2 separate regions of the Homo sapiens genome follow, and region 1 is linked to region 2. A link is a loop called in an ENCODE intact Hi-C map of the cell type or tissue named here. Cell type or tissue: endothelial cell of umbilical vein. All regions are shown on one strand. Links, peaks and the distances in the headings refer to the core of each region. The heading gives the core; the rest is flanking DNA.

Region 1 (11,530 bases), core at 2,213-10,212, 130 kb after region 2:
AAGTGTTACAAAGCAAGGAGGCTGACGCCATGGGAATGTAAGCCAGGGACACCCTAGCTGTTCTGGAGGAGTAAGGGAGGCTCTTCTTGATATTTGGGCCAAGATCTGAAGGATGAATAGCGGCAGCAAGGAAGCGTAGGTAGGAAACCCATGGTTGGTAGGAGGGTTGTATGTAAAAATACCTGCAAGAAAGGATGTGATGAGTTGGAAGAACTGAAAAAAGATGAGTGTAACTGGATAATAAGGAAGAAGAGGGATTCCTTGTAACATGAAATGAGTGTGAGGAAGTGGGCTGTGGCCAGATTACAGAAAGACTTGTCAAAGCAAAGGTATTTGCTGTTTTTCCTAAGAGTGATGAGAAACCATTGAAAGGTATCCAATAGAGGGTGACATAAATCAATAAACATTGACAAAGACACCCTGGAAGCCCTATAGAAAACAGATGGTGGCAGGCAGTCATGGCTGTGCAGGAAGACCCACAGGGCGCCTTGCACAGTAGCCCTGGTGAGAAGTGACAGAAGCTAATCTCAAGGAGTGTTGAGGGGGATGGAGAGAAAAGGGGACATTCAGGAAGTGAAACAATGGATGTGGGCAGGATATGTTGATAGAGTGGCTGCGGATAGAAGAGAAGGTTTCATTTGAGGAAGAGAATGACTCATGAGTTTCTCCTTCCTTGATCCCTGAGAGAGGAGCCATCCTCTAGACAATATTTAGAGCAAAATGATAAACATGCAACTGTATTTATCATACTTTCTGGTTGCTCAAAAATCCTTGCCTCCAATGATGTCAATAATATTTTAATTAAGTTATTATAAATGTAAAATAGTTTTGCCCTCTCTAGGAAAGGATAAAGCTGGGCCCCTAAAAACTGGGGAGTAATATTTGACTTCAGACTCAGTACCAGCTTTGTATCAGACACTTTCATGTGTTATTTTAGTTAATCTGCACCAAGATCCTGCAAAGTCACCATGGTGGGCTCTTATTAATAACACAAAAACCAGGATACGGAGAGGTGCATGCTCTGCTCAGGGCCCGGATCTGGTGTGTCAGCAGGATTCAGTATCAGGTCTCCTGAATCCAGGTCCAGTGCTCTTTCCACAGCTCCTTAAAGCCCTCCAGTCAGCCTTTCACAGATGTCCCCCACCTCCAGCAATTCTCCCCTCCACCTCTCCCACCAGTGCAGGTGGCATCTGGATCTCCCTCCCATGATCAGCCAAGCTTTCCACCGTGTGAGCAGGAAACCACTAGCACTAGAATCTCTCAAAGTGCTGGTTTAAACATAAATTCCTAAAGAATCTGATTTTACCCACTTCCCTGGATGATCCATAGGCCCACTGTGATAAAGCTGAATGAGTTACTCCTCCCTGGGATATTTCATCTCAATGGAGGAAAATAATTCTGTTGGGGTCCAAAAATCACACCAAGGCTAAGGCAATACAGGGCCCCCCAACACTCATCACCATTCTCTGTGACCTTTCCCATCTCTGGGACCTCTCCATTATACTTTGTTTTCTGCAATGTTTCACTTTTCAATTAATAACCAATTTCCTTCTACTTTTGTATTTGACAGCTTCTCAAAAAGTGATCAGACAAAATATGATTTTTAAGCATTCAGCATGCACAGTTGAAGATTAGAAGGACATTGGAAAAAATTGATGTTTATGGGAAATGTATGTGTATATTTGTATGTGTGTGCTATGTCTGTGGTACATGTACATATGTCTGCCTACATCTGAGTGTGTGTGTGTGTGTGTGTGTATGTGCGCATGTGCGTGCTGCTCCAGATAGACCTACAAACATCTGTCTTCCTGGCCTGTGTACTTGGGAGTGGTGAATGAGTCCAACAGCCACACAGTGAAATTCCTAGCAGGTGGCAAGACTCAGCCTCCTGTTTGGAGCTTATTTTATTTTCCTATAGCTGAACCTGGGAATACAGTTCCCAAATTCCACAAGACCCTTGGATTTCCATCTCCAACCCCTGTGTCTCAGTACAACATCACTCAAACAGTAATGTGCACCCGAATTCTCTAGAAACAATGTTAAAATGGGTTTCCTCTGTAGGATCTAGACAGGACCGAGGAGCCTGCATTTCTAACCAGCTCCTGGGGGATGCCAATGCTGCTGGCTTGGAGACTGACCTTTGAATAGCAAGGTACTAGAACACACAGCACAGACATTGGTCAGATGTGTAATTGCTCGGAGTTCAGGCTACCTACTATGGAATTAGTTATTAAAATCCTGCAACATTGGATAACTGTTTCTAGCTGTCATTTGTTGAGTGCCCCTCTCATCTGCCTCCACAGTGGACTTTTTTTTTAATATCACACCTTGTTATTCCCATGCAGGTCAACCATTGAATCTAAGAATAGAAATCCTCATGTCTGAAGGGGTGGTCTTGAAGTAGGCAATGAGGGCCTGGGTGGTTTCCATTTCCTTTGAGCAAGTATTTCATTGCCTTCTGCCATGCCTACCTATTTGTTTTTCTCACAGTAGGTTTCTACCAAGTGGCATCTCACTTCTAACATAAAGAACAAGCATCAGAATGCCTCCCTTTGAATGCATATGAGGTTGTTTTGTTTTTAGAACCCAAACACAGCCACTTGAATCTATCATGTAATTCAAAGGAAACAAGCATTATTCCAGTCTTTTCAAACTAAGGTTTTGTGTGCTTTGGGTATTTCAATTAGGAAGAAAGAAGGCAGGCAAGAACGTTATTGAACATTTATTCTCTGATACTGGAGGATGCGCTGGAATTCAAGAGCCTGACTTCAGAAAGTTTGGCATTTGCTAACTGTGGGTCTGACCTTCGTATGAGAACAGTGATGAAAACTCACGGGAATGTCAGATTTTGTTACGGTATGTGATTGGGTGGATAAGGCTGTATTTACTAACAACTTCCTCATGCATATGCATGTGCTTAATTTTCATCCACATCATTAATAAGATGATTTTAAAACTGGATGAACCTCTGCATAAAACACAAACATTTCCTATTATATATTTTATTCAGTCTACTATGTTTTCCTCTGTGGGGATCAAGCATGATATACTTCTTTCTCATCTCTGCCTTCCCAGGGACTCATAGGAAGAAAATGTCTTCATTCTTCACTTGGTTTAGATTGTTCTACGCAAAAACTCTTGTATGGACATAAGCCTTAACTTACTCCATTCGGAGTTGAGCAGAGTCCTAATTCTTTGACTTGATCTTATACCATTCCCCACTCCTAAATTAGTTCCAATTAGTTCCAAGTTCATCCTTACCTCAGAGTCTGCTATTGCTATTCCTGCGGTCTAGAAATCATTTTCCATGTGTTTTGTATGGCTATCTCTTTCCACTTTCTTGTCATTCAAGCCTCAGCTGAAACATTCCCTCAGCAATAAGGTTTTCTCCACCATTTATTTTGAATAGGTGTCCCCTGCCACACACACACACACACACACACACACACACACACACACACACTTTGTCAATCATACTCTACCCAGTGATGGAAATGTTCTACATCTGTGTTGTCTAATATGGTAACTACTACCTGCATGTGGCTACTGAGCACTCAAAACGTTCCTAGTTTGACTGGAGTACTGAGTTTTTTCATTTTAATAAATGTAAATTGCAATAGCCATATGTGGCTAGCAGCTACAGTATTGGGTAGTGAAGCTTTCGTATTCAAACCTGTCTCATATCCTTCATAGCCCTCATCTGTGACTGAAATTATCTTGTTCATATCTTTTTCTCTTGTTTATCACCTGTCTTTCCATGCTGGGTTATCTTTTCTGCTAACCACTGGATACCAGGGTGTTCAGCGTGATGGCTGACATGTAGTGAGTCCTCAAATAATTTTTATTAAATTAACTTTAAGAAAATCCCACTTAACAGCCCTTCACTGTTTTTAGAGACCATTCCAAAGGTCTTGACTTGTGTTGATATTATTGTCCTCTGAAAAGTCTGAGTCAAACTCTGATTAGTTTTGTAACATAAAATACCATTGGATTGTCTGTTTGCATAATTGGTTTTCTGAGATTCAGCTCCACATTCTGTATTCATCCTAATCAATGGTGTCTCCTTAGTTTCTGTCTTTCTTTCCATTGTGTTAAGATGGATCTGTTGTCTGCCCTTCCCAGTTTCAGCATATTTGAATATTTGGCAAATGTGAATTCTGATTACCTATCCTACTTGTAGCTTATGATACTGGCCAAGTCTTATAGAATGTAGAATCTTAGGATTCAGATCCAAGATATTTGTTATCTTTAGGCACAGTGTTTTTTTGTTTCTGTTTTTTTTTTTTTTTTTTTTTTTTGGTTGAGTTAAAGTCAAGTCCTTGGCTATTTTGGGAAGATGAAAAACCAGACCTATGTTATTACATAAAATTGCCTCAGAGCTTTATTTTGATTGATTTCCTTTGTTAGCAGTATTCTCATAATAGCTTAAAAAAAACATAAAAGTATAAAATTTCACTCTCTGTGAGATCTCCTTTGTGTGCAGATATTACGAGGCTCTGTTCACTTCATTTTTTCTTATTACATGCATTATTTTATCTGCACCAGAAATCAAGTATGTATGTCTGTGTGTGAATTTGCTGGTAAAAGGATGAAGTAATGTTAAAGAAAAAAATTTAAAAATTATCTACCCACACATACCTGGTTTCATTTTGCTCACTGCCTTCAAATTCTATCCATATTTGTAGGTCATGTATGATGATGCTCATGTTATTTTGTGTATTTTTACTCAATATTCTAAGTAGATCAATAAAGTTTAAAAATTATTGTATTGTAATATGTTGTTACACAAACATTCCTTCAACTAGTTCCCTTCCACTGGATGTTCAGGCAGATGCCAGTGTAATTTTATTTTGAGAAATAACAATGCAGTGAATAGTTCCAAATATGTAGTGCAAACTTATATAGGATCAGGAGTGGTATAAAAACGGAACAAAAGTATGAGTCTTTCGTGGTTTCTGTTGAATTTTGCCATGCTTTTGAAAAGGATTATACTGGTTTACAATACCATCAGGTGGAATGTGACTCTACTGATTTATAACAAGAATGTTTGTCTTTCATTTTTCTAATTTGGGCTCTTTTTTGACAATAGTATTGATAATAACTGTAGCAACAATAGCAGCAGTTAATATTCTTGAGACATATTATATGATAGACCATATTTAAATGCTTTAGAAATATTGTTTATAGTGGTTAAAAAAGTGAGCTCTGGAGGCAGACTTCCCAAGGTCAAATCTGGACTCCACCATTTATCTTCTCTTTGCTTTCATTCTCTCCTCTGTAAAAAGATCCAAAGGGTTGTTATGACAATCAAGTGAGATAATATAGTATAGAGCTAAAGTAAGCACTGGATAAGTGTTTGTTATTATTCCTAATAATGAGTGTTTTTGTTAACCCCACTTACAGATGAGAAAACTGAGATCCAGTGTCTTGCTCAAGGTCACACAGATAGGAAAGAGTTGTACTAGGATTCCAAATGCAGATGCCCTTTTCTGATCAAAATACTCCTATGCGGGGACCAACACTTATATCCAAGAGGAAGTATTACTCTTATCGCTGAGTTAAATCAAGGTTGAATTACGCACAGAAAATGTGCGCATAAGGTCCCCGTGATTCACTGGAAATGCCATGACATAATTCTTCGTTTCCAAGACAAACAAAAAAGTTGTTTTTTTATGCTGCCTTCTTCATTGAGATCTGAAAGTAGTTCCCTATGGAAGTGATTCATGGTGTTGTGAAATCCTCCGAAATTGTAAACAGCCTGGTGGGCAGGAATCCCGAGGTCTCATTCAGGCCCCCTGCAAATTCTGAGTTCCTAGCCTGAGGAAAGCCCCCAACAAATACTGACCTGACTTTCTCCTAAAAGATTGCCATAAACACTTTTGGTTATCTCTTAATGTACTTGGTTCATAACTGCTTAGTCAATTATTTTTATTAGCATAACATTCCTTTTAAGCATAATGATATTGGGAAAACAGAAATGATACAAGCGTAATTTCTTGGCTATGACTGTTTATGTTTTGAGTTTTTTTGTTTTGTTTTAACTTTCTTTGCCGATTTGATGAATTAATTGTAAATTTCCCAAGGGGGATCTAAAGTGAACTGATCTTTGCCTTTTATTCTGGAATGTTCAATTTCTATTCTAGTCCCAGTGACTATCCTCTGAGACCAAAATTTCAATATTGCCAAGGGCTCATAAAATTGTCGATATAACCTACTTTCTCTAGAGAACCTTATTTGAATTTTCATAATGAATTAATATCTTCTTTCTCCCCCAATCTCTTTGCTCAAATAGCTATTTGTGGAGACCACTGATGTCAATGGCAAAACTCTCGAGGGGCCGGTGCCTCTGGAAGTCATTGTGATTGATCAGAATGACAACCGACCGATCTTTCGGGAAGGCCCCTACATCGGCCACGTCATGGAAGGGTCACCCACAGGTATGTCACATTGGCTTACCTTTAGCGTAATGGCTTGGAAAGAGGCACACTTTGATCTTTGTGGATTCTAGGGACTGTCTTATGGCTGTTCCAACTTGTCAGCTCGTATCAGCGTCGACTTAATACTTCCCTGCGTAGAAGCCAGGTTGGAAAGCTAAAGTGCAAAGCTTGACCGAGGTGTTGCAAGCTACGGAAATCTCTTTCATTGTCTCTGAAGATCATCCTCCAAGGATGACTGCCATCTAAGTCTCTAAGGCATGGCCGATGTTGGGCACCATGTAAATATCCAGCTTACCTTTGTGAAAGTCCAAGGCTAAACTTTGTGCTATAGCAGGGCTTTGATGAGAATTGGGTCCCCATTACAAACTCCTCAGTTCTTTCTTTTCACAGTGGCCTTTTAATAAGAACTATTTTAGTAAAATAGGTAGGACTTCTTCCCTTCCCTTAGAAGATGTGCATGAAGAAATCTTTTGTCTTCAGTCAGAGGACCAAAAGGAGGATGTTTGATATCTCTCTCTGGAAATGCGTAAATGCATGTGCCTACTGTTATAGAAGTCACTCAAGGTTACTATAGAGCTCCCGCTGTCTTTTCCCATGTTTAACCTTTCTATCAGGGACGGTTTTAGAATTTAGAGCTTCCTTTTTTGCCCCAATACATACAAATTAAAGTATCCCACAGCCAGCAGCTGAAGTCACTCCTAAGTATAATGCTTGAGAAAATGAAAGAATAAAACAGAAAAATTCCTCTTCGGCTCACTTTGATTTTCAGCTTTAAAATACACTTGAGTGAAAAAAAACACCATATTAAGAGTATCATATTAAGAGTATCATGATACTCCTAGATTATGCCCAAATAGGTAAAATAGTGATTCGTCAGACCAGACAGGAGATGAGAGCGGCTTTTACTATTTTTCCCCCTTTTCTGAATTGATGGGATCTATCAGTGACATGTAGATACATGAGGCTCTGGAAATGTTGCCATGGTAACCTTCCCAGACAACCAGGTGGATAATTGTATGCAAGATGCCTAAAACCTCCCGTCAGCTTCAAGGAGCTGGGTCTTTATGCACTGCATCAGATCCCCCAAGGGCAAGAGCGACCCTCTTCCTTCCCAGCTTTAAATGCGCTCCGTAAAAATGAAAGCAAATGCACTGCGTGTGTGCTGGAGGGTGTTTAGGGGAGTGTTGGAGGCAGATGGCAGAGGAGCAATGACAGGTCTGGAGAGAAGGAGAGAGGGCAGGTGAAGGGAGGTCAGGTCACTTCAGGGCAGACAATCCACGTGGCCCCTCTCTGTGAGCTGCTTTTGATGGAAAGATGGCTTCTGGTGAGAAACACCCTAGAATTTCGGTTTGATGTTTACAGAAATCTTCTTAAACGAGCTGATGTGCAGAACACATTTGGAGAACCAATGAGGAAAGCGATTAAAGAGGCCAAAGTTTGAGCAGAACAGAAAAATGATTCCCAATTGCTATCTGTGGTACTCGGGCCCCATGAGTGAGTGACTAGAATTCAGATGGGCTGGGAAAGTGTTCTAAATGTAAATGACAGTGCTTACATTCGGGATGGCTGTGAGCTTGCACATGTCTTTGTATATTATGTGTGTATATGATTAGACGGTGTCCAATTTTCCTCCCACTGTGCCTGTCCTTAAAGTTTAGAAAAGAATTTCAGATACATGTAATATTTTTTGATACATGTATATACATGTAATATTTTTTGAAGAAAGAGTTCTTTTTGCACATTGAATTCTTTATGCACATGTTATTTTGTGTATTTTTTATGTATGTTTTTTGTGTATTTTTTAGATAGAGTTCTTTATGCACATTGAATTTCTTAAATCACAGAGTTATTCAGTTAGAGACAGTTCTCCAGCAAAACATAAACCACCTCAAATATCTATTTATGATTGGTATTATCCTATAAAAATACATAAAGACTCAGGTGTCTGTATGGATTCATTGTTTTCTTTCTCAGCACCCTCTGGGTTGGACTATAAAGCACGCAGTGAAATAGAATCAGTCAGATTTGGGATCCAGAATGTGGAAATGTTGCAAAAGACTTTCAAACAAAAAGCCACTTAGATTACTTAGCACCCTGTAAGAGAGTTGCAGGCAAGATGGCCCCCGAAGCATTCATGAGGCCAGTGGGAATCTGATGAAGAAGACGGTATCCTCTTTCCAACCTCTTCTTCAACTTAAATCGTTTACAAGTAATAACAAACCCTAACTGGCTATAAAAATGATCGTCTCTTGTATTTCCATTATGCTCTGCTCATCTGTGGCTCATAGGATCCCATGTGTTGTAGAAATTATTCGACACCCACTGGGAGTAAGGGTGGGGGTAGGGGTGGGGTTTGGGTGGGGGTAGGGGTTGGGGTTGGGGGCTGACTCTGGAAAGAGTTCCATGATTTTCCATGCTCTCACAAATAAAAGATGGGAGTCAGTGCATAACCTGCCTTCAAATCATATGCTCTTTCACCTGTCCCGCTGAATTCATGGTGAACACAGCCATCAGGTATCATAGCACTGCGTCGAGTACTTACTGTGTGCCAGCAGCCATATATGTACAACATCATTTCATCCATGATCCCACTTCCTGCCCTGAGAGGTGGCTACCACTATCCCTATCTTACAGATGAGAAAACTGAACATCAAAGAGGCTCAGGAACTTGACAAAGTTACCTGGCTGGGGAAAAGGCACAATCAGTGTCTACGTCTCCAGCTTCAAAATTTGGTGAATGGTTGATTACTTAGCTGGTAAGAGGCTGCCACATCTGCCTTAATTCTCTGCAAATTCTGGCCACATCTGCACTGGCATCATGCTCAAAAGACTAGTCCGGGTCTGTCTACAATAGCCCGCATTTCTTCCTGGGCCTTGTGTGAGCTACAAGAAACCCAAGAACCAGCTGGGTGGAGTGGCTCAAGCCTGTAATCCCAGTACTTTGGGAGGCTGAGGTGTGTGGATCTTGAGGTCAGGAGTTGGAGACCAGCCTGGACAATGTGGTGAAACCCCATTGCTACGAAAAAAACAAAAATTAGCCGGGTGCGGTGGTGGGTGCCTGTAATCCCAGCTAGTCGGGAGGCTGAGGCAGGAGAATTGCTTGAACCCAGGAGGCGGAAGTTGCAGTGAGCCAAGATCACGCCACTGCACTCCAGCCTGGGCGACAGAGAAAGACTCCATCTAGGAAAAAAATGAAACCTAAGAGCCACGTGACCCACTGGGTCTGCTCTCTTGTTTCCATGTTTTACACCACAGACTCTTTGCAGGCCCAGCTGGGGGAAGTATTTGTGCAGTTCTATCAGATGAACTGATTTAGATCCTCACAGAAAATGACTAGTTCTTCGGATGAAATAGCCAGGCCCATTGAATCACCTCTAGGGTTCAACGGTGTTAAGTGTTGAGGCCTTTGTCACCACTCATGTCACTTTTTTCTGAGCCTACATAACCAAAGGCAGCTTCATGGGGCACAGCCTTTGTGGCCTCACACAGCCAAGGGAACAGAAGGGTCCCATGCTCAGAAGGGCCTGGGGCTTGGTTTAGCGTTCTGCTGTCACCATGTTGAAATTCTTAATAATTGTTGAACAAGGTGTCTGCATTTTCATTTTACACTGAGCGTCACAAATTATGTGGCTGTTCCTGCTCACAGCATTGTAGCCTAGAGCTGTGTTTGACGCTGTGCTCAGCTATTTAACACGGTGTGATATTGGGCAAGTTACTGAACCTTCTAGGACCCTCTGCAAATGGGGATAGAATATAACAGTAGCTACCTTAGAGAAGTATATGTGAGGATTCAGTGAGACAACATGCTTCACCCAGTGCTTAGGGAACAGTAAATGTACAATGAATGCCTTTGTATTGTTAACAGTGCAATTATTATTTTTATTCTGGAAGAGTACCCTTTAGCAAAGGTAAAGCAAAGAGACACATGAGTTGTGTGAAGACAAATTCATCTTCCAGCAAACCACGCGTCATTTTCATGTCCCCATGTGTTCGAATGCCCTCGGCACCAATCTATCACAAAGGAAGGTCACCCATATTTATCTGTATGTGCAGACAGGAGACCATTCCGGCTGCTCAGCACTGAACTCCGGGGTATTGTTTTGGTGAATCATTCCTGGATGAAGGAAGATCAGCAGAACATAATGGTCTTTGACTTTGCAGATCGTGAGCTGTTGCTTTTGCAGAGCCACAGACATTGATTTATGAGGCCCAAGCCAAGGCTCTGGCTGCTCCTTGGGGGCATACAGATCTCTGTGTGAGTTTGGTGTTTTCTGATGGCCAAGACATGGTGTTCATGAGTAGGGGGTAGAGGGTGAGAACTCTTGAAATTCCTGGAGGGCACTAATTCCAAGGCCCCATCATGTCTTGTTGGCATCAATTCATGGGTGTTTTGCCCTCTGGTGGTTTCCTGGGCACCTTTGAGAATGGCTGACCATGAGGAATGGCATGTCAGGCTCCCACAGAAGCAGGCCCTGAGATGAAGATTGAGGCCTGCCTGTGGTTTGCTTGAGAGGTACAGGGACAGATACCAGGTAAGGTGAGGTACAGAAAAGGAAGTCAGACAACTTGAGGTGCATTATTATTATTATTATTATTATTATTATCACTATTGAGACGGAGTTTTGCTCTTGTTGCCCAGGCTGGAGTGCAATAGTATGATCTCAGCTCACTGCAACCTGTGCCTCCTGCATTCAAGCAATTCTCCTGCCTCAGCCTCCCGAGTAGCTGGGATTACAGACACCTGCCACCACGCCCAGCTAATTTTTGTATTTTTAGTAGAGATGGGGTTTCACCACATTGGCCAGGCTGGTCTTGAACTCCTGACCTCAGGTTATCCGCCCACCTTGGCCTCCCAAATGCTGGGATTACAGGTGTGAGTCACTGCACCTGGCCCTTGAGGTGCATTATTAAAGCAGCTCCCAGAGTGGGTAACTGCAGCTTTATCCTTTTTGGGGAGCTCAAGGAAATGACATTAAACACATACGTTAGAGTTATCTCAGCTAAGGGGCAGGTAGCTAGAATATCTACTCCCCCAAGTCTGATAATGAGACATAGGTTCAAAGCTGTCCCCAAGGATGGGGGGCTTTAATTTC
Region 2 (11,530 bases), core at 1,244-9,243:
TGGGAATGTGAAAGAGAATAAGAAAGCAACAGCCTGAGGGACAGTTACCACCACCCACCAAGAGGCAAGGTGCTCCCCTAGCTTTAACAGACCTTGCAGGCGAGGAGGGCTAGAGCTCAGGTGGATGAGGTTAAGTCTGCATGGAGTGGGCAGGAGAAAGGGTCAGGGGAAGGTTCAGTGGGTAAGTAATCGCCGGCACCAAGTCCAGGAAGATGAGGGCATCCCCAGCAGAGTAGGTGGGGGATGGCCATCCAGCTAAAGAAAGGCACAGCTCAGAGGGCTGTGCCTCATGCTGGGTTGTGGCTTCGGACTGGAGAAGCAGGTGGAGACCCATCAAAGAAGAGCTCTGAGATTTTACCCTCTGGCAGAGGGAGCCATTGCAAGTTTTCATGGGGTGTTTTTTGTTTGTTTGTTTGAGACAGAGTCTCGCTCTGTCATCCAGGCTAGAGTGCAGTGGTGTGATCTTGGCTCACTGCAACCTCTGCCTCCCGGGTTCAAGCGATTCTCCTGCCTCAGCCTCCCGAGTAACTGGGACTATAGGCGCCTGCCACCACGCCTAGCTAGTTTTTGTATTTTCAGTAGAGACGGGGTCTCACCATGTTGGCCAAGCTGGTCTTGAACTCCTGACCTCAGGTGATCCACCTTCCTCAACCTCCCAAAGTGCTGGGATTATGAGCATGAGCCACTGTGCCAGGCCGATTGCAAGTTTTCATATGGGTACTGCCCCAGTCAGATGTGGGTTTGCATTTTAGAATGACCATTCTGGTTGCAATTAGGACAGGAGATGGGATAAAAGAGAAATCAGAAACATGGAGGCCAGGGAAGAGACTACTTAATATTCATTTACGTATTCATTATGCAATGTTTATTTAAAAGCCCACCACGTACGGCATACTGTTCTAGGCTCTGAGGACAAAGCAGACAAAGTAGCTACTTGAGATCTGGGTTAAGGAGCAGAGGATAGAGGTTGGCAGAGTGTGGGAGGAGGACAATGACTTGCAGAACTTGGCAACTCTGTCATTCTGATACTTCAAATTCATTTTCTATACAAGGAAAAAAGAGTAACCGATTAAAGTGCAATTCAAGAAAGTGAGAACCTACAGGGAAGTACCAAAATATACAACGAAACGCCACAGTCACACATGGCAGTGGGGGATCCTGGATTGGATTTTGGATTAAAAAAAAAAAAAGGTTACTAGAGGCCGGGCGTGGTGGCTCATGCTTCTAATCCGAGCACTTTGGGAGGCCGAGGCAGGCAGATCACAAGGTCAGGAGATTGAGACCATCCTGGCTAACACAGTGAAACCCTGTCTCTACTAAAAATACAAAAATTAGCTGGGCGTGGTGGCACGCACCTGTAGTCCCAGCTACTTGGGAGGCTGAGTCAGGAGAATTACTTGAAACCAGGAGGCAGAGGTTGCAGTGAGCCAAGATCACACCAGTGCACTCCAGCCTGGGTGACAGAGCAAGATTCCATCTCAAAAAAAAAAAAAAAAGGTACTAGAAAAACTGATGAAATCTGAATACATAAAATCTGGAGTCTAGTTAATAGTCAAGTATCAGTGTTAATTTATCAGTTATGACCAATGTTCCATTTTTACGTAAGATGTCAACATTAGGGGAAATTGGATGAAGGGTACATGGGAACTCTGTAGTATCTTTGTAATAGTTCTGTAAATCTAAAATTACCACCCGAAGTTTATAAATGAATACACACATATACACATACAAACCTCAACCTCAACCACATTGAGTAGAAATAATTGTATAATTCATATATAATGACCTTATTTATGTAAAACCACTCAAAGCTGCTATATAGTCTATGAGTTCATATGTATGCAAATACATTAAAAACACACACCACATTGTATCATTCATTACAGCTGAGAATAGAGGTAGGCATGGGACTTTGCAGGGGAACTGAATGGAACATTGGCTTTGTCCATATTGTGTCACATCTGTAAAAGGCATACCGTGAGAACACCCTTAAAATCAAATCAAGGAGTCACTACCTGCTCCAGGCCTCAGTACTCCCTGCCCCTGCCCGGATGCAGAAGACACTGGTCCCAGCTATGCGACGCCCACCTCCCCCCCCCAAACAGCCAGCCAGGAAGTCTCTTTACCCAGGTATGAGGCAAGACTCCTGTGTGCTATTTACATGCCCTTCCAGAGTGTTGACACCAGGGGCTCATGTTCTTTCTCATCCTTAGCTATTTTTTCCATTCCAACTCAGAGGACAAGAAAAAAAAACATCCCACTGTGAAAAGAAGTGTGGAATTACAAAGAATAATAGGAAGTTCTCGCTAACTGTGAAGCCCTGCTATGGAGTATATAATGGGCCTTAACAGCTGCTGCAACAGTCGAGACTCGTGGCAGGGTTTGCTTTGGCCAGAGGAGTGCACTGGATTTCTTATATTTCTTGACATTAAACAACAACAAAGGGCTGCAGGCTCAGCTGCTGCAGCTGTGGAGTTCCCAGGAGTTGAGCACAGCATAATCAAGGTGGTCTGGAAACACACTTGATTTGCATGGAGTGGTTTTGAAGCATGGCTGAGTGTATCCTTGGGTTATGGTCATTGCATACCTCCCATCCCCCAGTTCGTGAAGTTGGAATATGCTGGGGTCCCTCTGAAAACCCAGCTAGGCACCAAGAAGCCAGAGAGGTGGTGGGTAATTCAGAAGGGCTTGAGCTTCCTCCTGGATCTAAACTAAGCCAAGACACTGAGCTTTCCCCTGAAGAGGGACTTTCCCCACTCCACTTTCATGCTTTCCTCGCCAAGCTTCCTCCAAGCCATGGGGTGCCTTTAACACACGTAGAGATGTTGCATCTAGTGACTTTAAGAAAAACCAACTCTGCTTTCTGAGGTCTTAGAAACAGGTTTTTAAAAGACTTCCTGTTAGTGTTATATGTTTAAAATAGGTCTAGAAAGAAGGTGGCAAACAGACCCAGCCTATTTTTAGCAGAGGGCTCCAAACAGTAGCGGTGGAAACCAGCATCAGTGATACTCAACAGGGATGGTGCTGAAAGCTGCCCAAAGCAGTGGTCTTCAAACTTGGGTATGCGTGAGAATCACCTGGGGAGGGGGGATTGTTAAAGCTCAGATTGCCAGCAATTCTCCCCCTACCCTGATTTCTGATACAAGAGGCTTGGGGGAAGCCTGGGAATTTGCGTTTTTAATGAGTTCCCAGTGATGCTGATACTGTTCCAGTGAATCATATCTTGAGACCAATTAGTCTAGAGAAAGCAAGGCCCCTACTGGAAGTGACACCCACCATTTCCCTGTGCTGGTGGTCCCATAGGGCCTCTCACTCTGGGAACACCATTCTTGGCTGTGGGTGTTTCTTCAAAGTGAACATAGCTCTGAGGAGCAGGAGGCAGGTTCAGCAGCCACATCCTTAAGAACATAAAAAGTTGAAGAGAGACAGAAGAGAGACAGACGTGTGCAGTGCTAAGCTGGGGCCCTCACAATGGGGACTGGCTTCTTTCCTGGGGAATAAGTAATTTCAATTCAGCAGCAGGAGCCAACTCAGCTAGGTCCTGCCTCTAAGACCTTTGTGTCTGTACCACCAAGTGGCTCAAGCTCTCTGAGAGAGGGCAAGAAAATGACTGAGACCCACCCTTGGCAGCAGAAGGGAAAGTCACCCTGGGATAATTTCTGGGTCTAGAATTCAGCTTTCTGTGCCGAGTGGCAGGCAGAGAAACGGGAGGGTGGTGATGTTTGTCCCAAGAGGCCCATTCCCCCACCCCCTCCTTGTTTCTTCTAGAAGGTCTGGGTGCTGTGTTCCCAACTTTTTCTGAGCAGAGAAGGGTCAAGAAAAGATAACTAACAGCCCGGAAGGCTTTTCCTGGCAGGTCTTCACCAGCGGGGCCTGTGTCTGGCAGATAGATGGGTCAGAGAAGCCCATTCTTGGGAAGCATGATTGCTTCATAGCTCTTGTAGAATTCCCATGTTCGTTGCTCGTCAGAATGCATTGTATGTTAATAGAATCTTCAAAAAGGACCTGCTCATCTCAGGTGTGCTTAGGAGAACAAGAGGAAGGAGTTTTAATCCATATTTGGGCAAAGGTGGTAATGAGAGGTGAAGCCAGCTGGACTTCCTGGGTGGAGTGGGGACTTGCAGAACTTTTCTTAGAAGAGGATGGTAAAATGCACCAATCAGCACTCTGTAGCTAGGATTGTAAAATGCACCAATCAGTGCTCTGTAGCTACCTAGAGGTTTGTAAAATGCACCAATCAGTGCTCTGTAAAAACGCACCAATCTGCACTCTGTGGCTCGCTAGAGGTTTGTAAAATGGACCAATCAGCACTCTGTAAAGTGGGCCAATCAGCACTCTGTAAAATAGACCAATCAGCAGGACATGGGTGGGGACAAATAAGGGAATAAAAGCTGGCCACCCCCAAGGCAGCAGCGACAACCTGCTCGGATCCCCTTCCACACCGTGGAAGCTTTGTTCTTTCGCTCTTCACAGTAAATACTGCTGCTGGCAGAGAGGGGTGAAGCAATAATGACCACAGTGACAGAGAAGAGGTGAGTGTGCTTGGTGACCCCTTCCCACGCAGGGAGCTGTTTCCAGAGCACTTCTCTTCTGGGAGGCCTGTGAATTTTGTTATTAAAAAGGAAACCTAGGCCGGACGTGGTGGCTCACACCTGTAATCCCAGCACTTTGGGAGGCTGAGGCGGGTGGATCACATCAGGTAAGGAGTTCGAGATTAGCGTGGCCAACATGGGGAAAACCCATCTCTACTAAAAATATAAAAATTAGCCAGGCATGGTGGCGTGTGCCTGTAGTTCCACCTACTTAGGGGGCTGAGGTGGGAGAATCACTTGAACCTGGGAGGCGGAGGTTGCAGTGAGCCGAAATTGCACCACTGCATTCCAGCCTGGGTGACAGAGTGAGACTCTGTCTCAAAAAAAAAAAAAAAAAAAAAAAGAGGAAACCACCTATTCCCTCAGAAAAGGATAGAGATACCATTCTTACCCATTAACAACAGTGTAATTTTATTGTGATGATTAATATTGGAATTATTAGCTTTGATTAACTGAGCTCCTTCTGTGTGGCAGGACATGTACTTTATAGATGCCATCTCATTAAACCCTCGGCAATGCTGGGAAGTAAGTGGTGTCATCTGCACTTTAAAGATGAGGCGATGGACCGTGTTCATACTCACACAGTGGATCACTGGGAAAGCTAGGATTGCAACATATAGCTGTCTAATCCGTGGAGTTCATTCTCGCTACTTGCCAGCCACAGGGATCCAATGGTGAGCCCAGTAAGCTGTGGCTCTTGACCTCATGGGGCTTCCAGGCAGCAAGTAGAGGGGTCAGTGGAAAAGTATCAGTTGGATTAATCAAGTCAAGCAATGACTGAAAATTATTTTCATCAGAGAGTATCAAACACCTCTTTTTTTTTTTTTTTTTTTTTGAGATGGAGTCTTACTCTGTCACTCAGGCTAGAGTGCAGTGGAGCAATCCCAGCTCACTGCAACCTATGCCTCCCAGATTCAAGCGATTCTGCTGCCTCAGCCTCCAGAGTAACAGGGATTACAGGTGTGCGCCATCACGCCCAGCTAAATTTTCTGTAGTTTTTGTAGAGACGGAGTTTCACCATGTTGGCCAGGCTGGTCTTGAATTCCTGACCTCAAGTGATCCGCCCACCTTGGCCTCTCAAAGTGCTGGGATTACAGGCATGAGCCACCACGCCCGGCCCACATAGTTTATTTTTAATTTTCTTTTGTATCCAATTTTCAGTTACTCTTAAAAATACAAACATATGTAATTGGTGTTTAGTCAACACTCAGTGTATTTTAATAAACAACATTTTTTAATCGGAAAAAAAAAAAACCTGTAATGCCTTGAGTGATCCTGCCAGATGAACCCTGGCGTAAAGTTCATGCTGCCTTAGGCACCATTGCCACCTGGTGTCAGACATCGGAATTGCAGGCTTGGCGGCAGCTAAAGTGGCGGGGGTGGTGGGGTGGTGGAGCAGGGGGCGGGCAGGACCCATTTTGATTAGGAGAGGGCAGGTTTCCTGTCTTAGCCACCTAAACCCTCCAGGCGCTGTTGAGTATGTGTCAACAGGTGCCTGTTCGTTTGTAATTTGGTGACAGCTAGATCTGTATCAGCTTTCTTTTATCTGTGTGTCCTGAATGATTATTGTGTTCATGACCTTTCAATTGTTTTGTTATAATCAAATTAACGTTTGAAGGTTCTGATGATAAAGTGACATAAATATAGATGAATACTTGAGGGTAAACTCTAGATTCCACTTATGCCAATAATAGTTCTCTTTAGTTGCACATCTACATAAAAAGACCACCCCCCATACTTTGACCCCAACTGCTTCTCAGCCTAACCCTCTACATGCTTAAGCATATGCCAGTAACTCACGATTTGCAAAACTTTCCAGACTCTTCCTTGTCTGCCTGCTGCCTTTGTCTGTGCTGTTCCCTCTGCCTGGAACTACTCTCCTCCACCTTTCCCTTCCAAATTTATTCTTCAAATGTCAAATCAAGGTCGACAATTTGTAGGAAAATTCCATAAAGTAAATTCAGAAACGACAGTGTTGTATGTTGTATTGCAGTGTCTCTAGAGAATGGAAGATGTGGTTCTGAACCCATTTTTATCTCTTTCATAGCTTTGGCCATGGCCAGCTTGCTGACTCATTCTATCTCAGTGGTTTCATCCATTAAGTGGAAATAATAATGTCCTCTGCCTCCAGCATTGAAATATATATATATATATATATATATATATATATATATATATATATATACACAACCCTAATTTGAGGTTTATATATAACATATATATTTTATTTATTATATATATTTAATACATAGGGATTTAATATATGTAATATTTAATATATATAATGGGGTTTAATATATATAATATGTAGGGTTTAATATATATATTAATATATAATACATAGGGGTTTAATATATATAATACATAGGGGTTTAATATATATATTATATATCATATTTAGGGGTTTCACATATATAAAACCCCTAAATTGAGGTATCTATATATAATATTGATGCATATATATTTAATATATAGGGGTTTGATATATATAATATTTAGGGGTTATATACATATTATATATATAAGCCCCCTAAATAGATGTGTGTATGTGTATATATGTGTATATATGTATATGTATAAACCTTTTCTGATGAGACAAAGTGCTTCCTCTGCACCATGCCTAGTACCTAGTAGAAGTGACAGGGCAGGTGACACTGGATTAGTGGATATATGTAAATACCTGGAATCTTGATCAATGCATGCGCAGCAAATGGCTTCCATTACCTTTTTTGTTTTGTTTGCAGATAAATATTTTTTTGAAAAAAATATATTTCGTGGAGTTAAAAATAATAAAATGTCCAACTTTGACTGAACTGGCATTATTGCCCTCCTTGATCCATCACTGTATGTCACCCGAGTGCTGGTAAGCTTCCTCAGCTGCCAGCTGCAAAGACGTGGATATTAGGATGAAAGGCGTTAGGCAGTGATGCTATTTCTGGTGCTGTTACTTTAGTCAAATCTGTGTTCACCAGGTACCCATGTGCTGGCACCTGTGATTAGTGAATTGCTCATGGGAGTATGTTTGCAATGTGCTTTCTCTGTGTTTTCCAGGCAGTTTTAAATGTCTCTCTGTTTTTCTGACTAGGTAGTCGATAGTGACAGGCCAGAAAGGTCCAAGTTCCGGCTCACTGGAAAGGGAGTGGATCAAGAGCCTAAAGGAATTTTCAGAATCAATGAGAACACAGGGAGCGTCTCCGTGACACGGACCTTGGACAGAGAAGTAATCGCTGTTTATCAAGTGAGTACCCCTCTCCCATGCCCACCCTGTGCGCAGAAATGTGGCTTTCAAAGATTGTTTTCTTCCCACTGAGCTCATTATTTCTGTGCCTCATCAAACCCGGGACTGCATGGCTTTAGGGTGTTTCTGTGGGAGCTGAAGTGGATGGAATTGAACCCTGACAGGGCAACAGTGGGGGGTCTTTATCTCATCAGTAGAGCCCTCCAGGCCTGCATCAGACTTTGGGTACCAGAGACCAAGAAGGGAGACCCTGGGGGCATCTCAGAGGAGGTCAGAACCCTTAGGGCAACTTTGGCTTTCCAGAGACCAGCTTGATGATCTAGAGCTGGAAGAGGTATAAACCCCAAGACCTGATATAATTAGCAAGACATGGTCCTTAGGGTGAAAACAGTTGCTAAATATTCAGCCATAAAGGAGTAGTTAAATTATGGCAGATTTTGCAAGGCAGTTTTCTCTAGCCATTTAAAATGCTTCTGAAGAAGTTGTGTTATATGGGAGAGATTCAAGATATTGAATGAAAACAACATACAGACACATATGGTATCCTCATTACCAATGGAGTATTTGCACATATCATGAGGTGTATATGTTTAACAAAAATGATAAAGAAAAATCAGTGGGTTAATGGTTGTATTTGGAAGTGATTGATTGATTGATTGATTTGGTTTTCTTACCTACTTAAATGCATTATTGTGAGTTTGAAGTGAGAAGATACTATAAGGGCGTTGGAGGCATAAAGTGCTGGACAGACATAGAGCAGTAGCATGATGGTAGGTAGTAAAGTCCCCACCCTCCAGCAGAACCCTTACTGGGCAATGCGCTCAAGGGTCTCAGGCCCTGGGAGGATGCGGGTGCTTTCCAGATGTCCATCTCGGAAGCCTTGCCAAAGCCTTTTCTGAGCATTTGCTGGGGGAGTCACCTGTCAATGAGAACTGAAACGTGAGCCATGAGTCCCAACTTATACTCAAGGGGGAATCAGGTAGTTGTATAAATTGAATGTTGGTGACCTCAGAAATACCCAGTTCCAGCTGGCCTTGACAGTAACCAGAGGTGACCTGGCAGCTATTGGGGTCCAGCTCCTGTAGGAACAACCAGCAGCAGACTATGGATAGATGCCCTCTTGTCTTTCTGTGCCCATCATGGGAGTCTCCAAGAAAGTTCTGGCACAAAAAACTAAGGAAAGATACAATAAATTTCATAATTTCTTAACAGAGTGATCAAGAGCTGTGGGATCTGATATGGTTTGGCTGTCTCCCCAATCTCATCTTGAATTGTAGCTCTGAGAATTCACACGTGTCATGGGAGGGACCCAGTGGGAGGTAATTGAGTCATGGGGGTGAGTCTTTCTCGTGCTGTTCTCGTGATAGTGAATAAGTCTCATGAGATCTGATGGTTTTATGAATGGGAGTTCCCCTGCACATGCTTTCTTGCCCACCGTGTAAGAAGTCCCCTTGTTCTTCCTCCATCTTCTGCCATGATTGTGAGGCCTCCCCAGCCATGTGGAACTGTGAGTTCATTAAATCTCTGTCCTTTGTAAATTACCCAGTCCCGGGTATGTCTTCATTAGCAGCATGAGAACGGACTAATACAGCATCTGAGATCCTCCATTCAGGTCTCAGTGCTGCTGCGTACTGAGCTGTGGGACCTTGAGCAACACTCTTACCCTCCCTGATCTTGGGATTCTTGTCCATAAAGTATGATTACAGCTAACGCTTCTGAGGATTATAAAAAATGAAATTACTAGTTTTTGCTAACTAGTAATTGCTAAACAGCTAATAAAACAGAGCTTCGGTTGCAGCTTGGAGCTTCCCATACTTTTTAAAAACTGAGGCCATATAATATTACGGTAGTTAAAAGCATGGATTCTGCACACAGCCAGATTGGCTGCATTCAAATCATGGCTATCATGTACTAGGTGTGGAAACTTGACAAATTGTCTGCCTCAACTTCTTATCCTGGAAAATGGGAAAAATAATAATGATGTCATAGGATTTCATAAGGATTAAATGAGTTAATACATATGAAGCATTTAGAAAATGCTGGAAACATAGTAAGCATCATATAATCTTCCTACATGGGTGACAATAATCAATGATATTAAAGGTGAAGGAAGGTAAGTGAAAACCCAAAGGATTCCAAGTTATAGCCCAATCTCTCATGTCCAGCACAAACTTTCCTTGAGTAGTCTTGAGTTTTTACTATACTTTTATAGTCTATGTCATAGCATATGGATTGATTGAGCAATTCATTCATTTTACATACATTTAATTGAGTGCTTATAGGGTAAGGGACACGCTTCAAGGTGTTCGGAGGATACAGTAGCAACAAGACACACTGGGTTCCTTGCTTTCATGTATCTTTTATTCTAGTTCTTTGTTTCGGAATAAACTGGCTTGAATTCCTCTCTTCTGTGTGTAGGTGACATGGCAGGAAGTTGTGCCTGGTTTGTAACATGGCTTGTTGATAACACCAGCACAGGGTCATATACCCTCATTGGAAAGGGTACTGGTATTTAGTGGGAATGCAGTTTCTTACACAAGTACTTGGGTTACTTACGACTGGCAGACTGGGGCCCAGCCCTTGGCAGCGCACTCTTCAATGGGCTCATGAGGGCCTACTTTCTGATGCCGTTTCCCTCCGTGCTTCATGCACTTCAGTTCGGTCATTGTCCTGTTTTCATCATACCCGCACTGAAGCTTCTTACAGTTGCTGAAGCTTCTTCCTTGAAGAAGCAAGTTTGAGGAAGAGCCCCGATCATTCTGCGGTTCTTTATTTTTAGATGATGAGAACTGGGTTACTCTCATGTTGGTCTACTTTGGGCACAGGAATGTTGCAATTTCCGTTCATTCCAAGTGCCTGTTTAAGAATAAGTTACTATTTTAGTAGTACAGCTAGATCCATGGTATTCATGGTAGTCAACACGGTTGGGAGCAAATGTGGTTCTTCAAAGAGGAGAATCCTGGGTCTCCAAATCCTCACATTTTAGTTTCTAGTCTTGCAAGTTTAAAAAGGAGAGAGCCGGGTGCAGCACACCAACATGGCTCATGTATACATATGTAACAAACCTGTACGTTGTGCACATGTACCATAGAACTTAAAGTGTAATAATAATAAAAAATAATAAATAAATAAAAATAAAAATAGAAAAACAGAGCAAGAAAAAAAAAGAAAAAGAAAAAAAAAAAAGGAGAGAGCCTGCAGGTGAATGTGTTGTCATCATAATAGCGCCAATGTTTCTGTTGTTTAAAGTTAAGTGCTGCTCACATGCAAGTACGTGTTGATGTATTAACGTTTTCCAAATCCAACAAGAAATATTTTGATCTAAACCTCAGGGATTTGTATGATAAGAAATAATCTGGAATACATTTGTCCTTGGGCCCCTGAAAGTGCATCACCATTGAAGCTCCTGTTTATTGAACACTGCATGGCAGATATTATGCTAAACACTTTGTATAATTCTCTTATTTAATCCATTTCACACAAGAGACTTAAGAAGTAGGTGTTAACACCATTTCACAGATAAGCAAATAGCTGTTAAACAACTTTTTCAAGGTCTCACAGCTGGCATGTATTGGATTTGGGATCCATATCCATTTCTTTTCAGCTCCAAAGCCCCACATTTTCAATCACTAAGAAACACTCTTCCTATTTTATCCCCAGCTAGATTTTATATCTAATCTGCAAATTCCTTAGCTCCTTT

The links. A loop is a pair of places that touch in the nucleus more often than their neighbours do. Peaks named below come from ENCODE experiments on the same cell type or tissue, not always from the same donor. Only the 100,000 strongest peaks of a DNase experiment are listed, where the experiment ranks them.
Region 1: a loop joins it to region 2, with 4 times the contacts of the local background. A loop is called at or near these places in 12 of 110 quality-filtered maps.

What each region holds. Positions count from the first base shown.
Region 1 is chr16:83,338,570-83,350,099 of GRCh38, forward strand. CDH13 (cadherin 13) reads left to right here. Exons shown (of 14, transcript NM_001257.5): 6 at 6,293-6,437. Among named protein-coding and RNA genes, the nearest start is that of CDH13-AS1, 55 kb to the right of the region's middle. RefSeq lists an enhancer at 5,455-6,654. In endothelial cell of umbilical vein, for the core only: no CTCF peak of the experiment used is centred there; a DNase peak (open chromatin) is centred at 5,632; H3K27ac peaks cover 2,212 bases.
Region 2 is chr16:83,209,668-83,221,197 of GRCh38, forward strand. It overlaps CDH13 (cadherin 13), which reads left to right. Exons shown (of 14, transcript NM_001257.5): 5 at 7,678-7,830. Among named protein-coding and RNA genes, the nearest start is that of CDH13-AS1, 180 kb to the right of the region's middle. In endothelial cell of umbilical vein, for the core only: a CTCF peak has its summit at 5,939 (motif pointing left); a DNase peak (open chromatin) is centred at 5,894.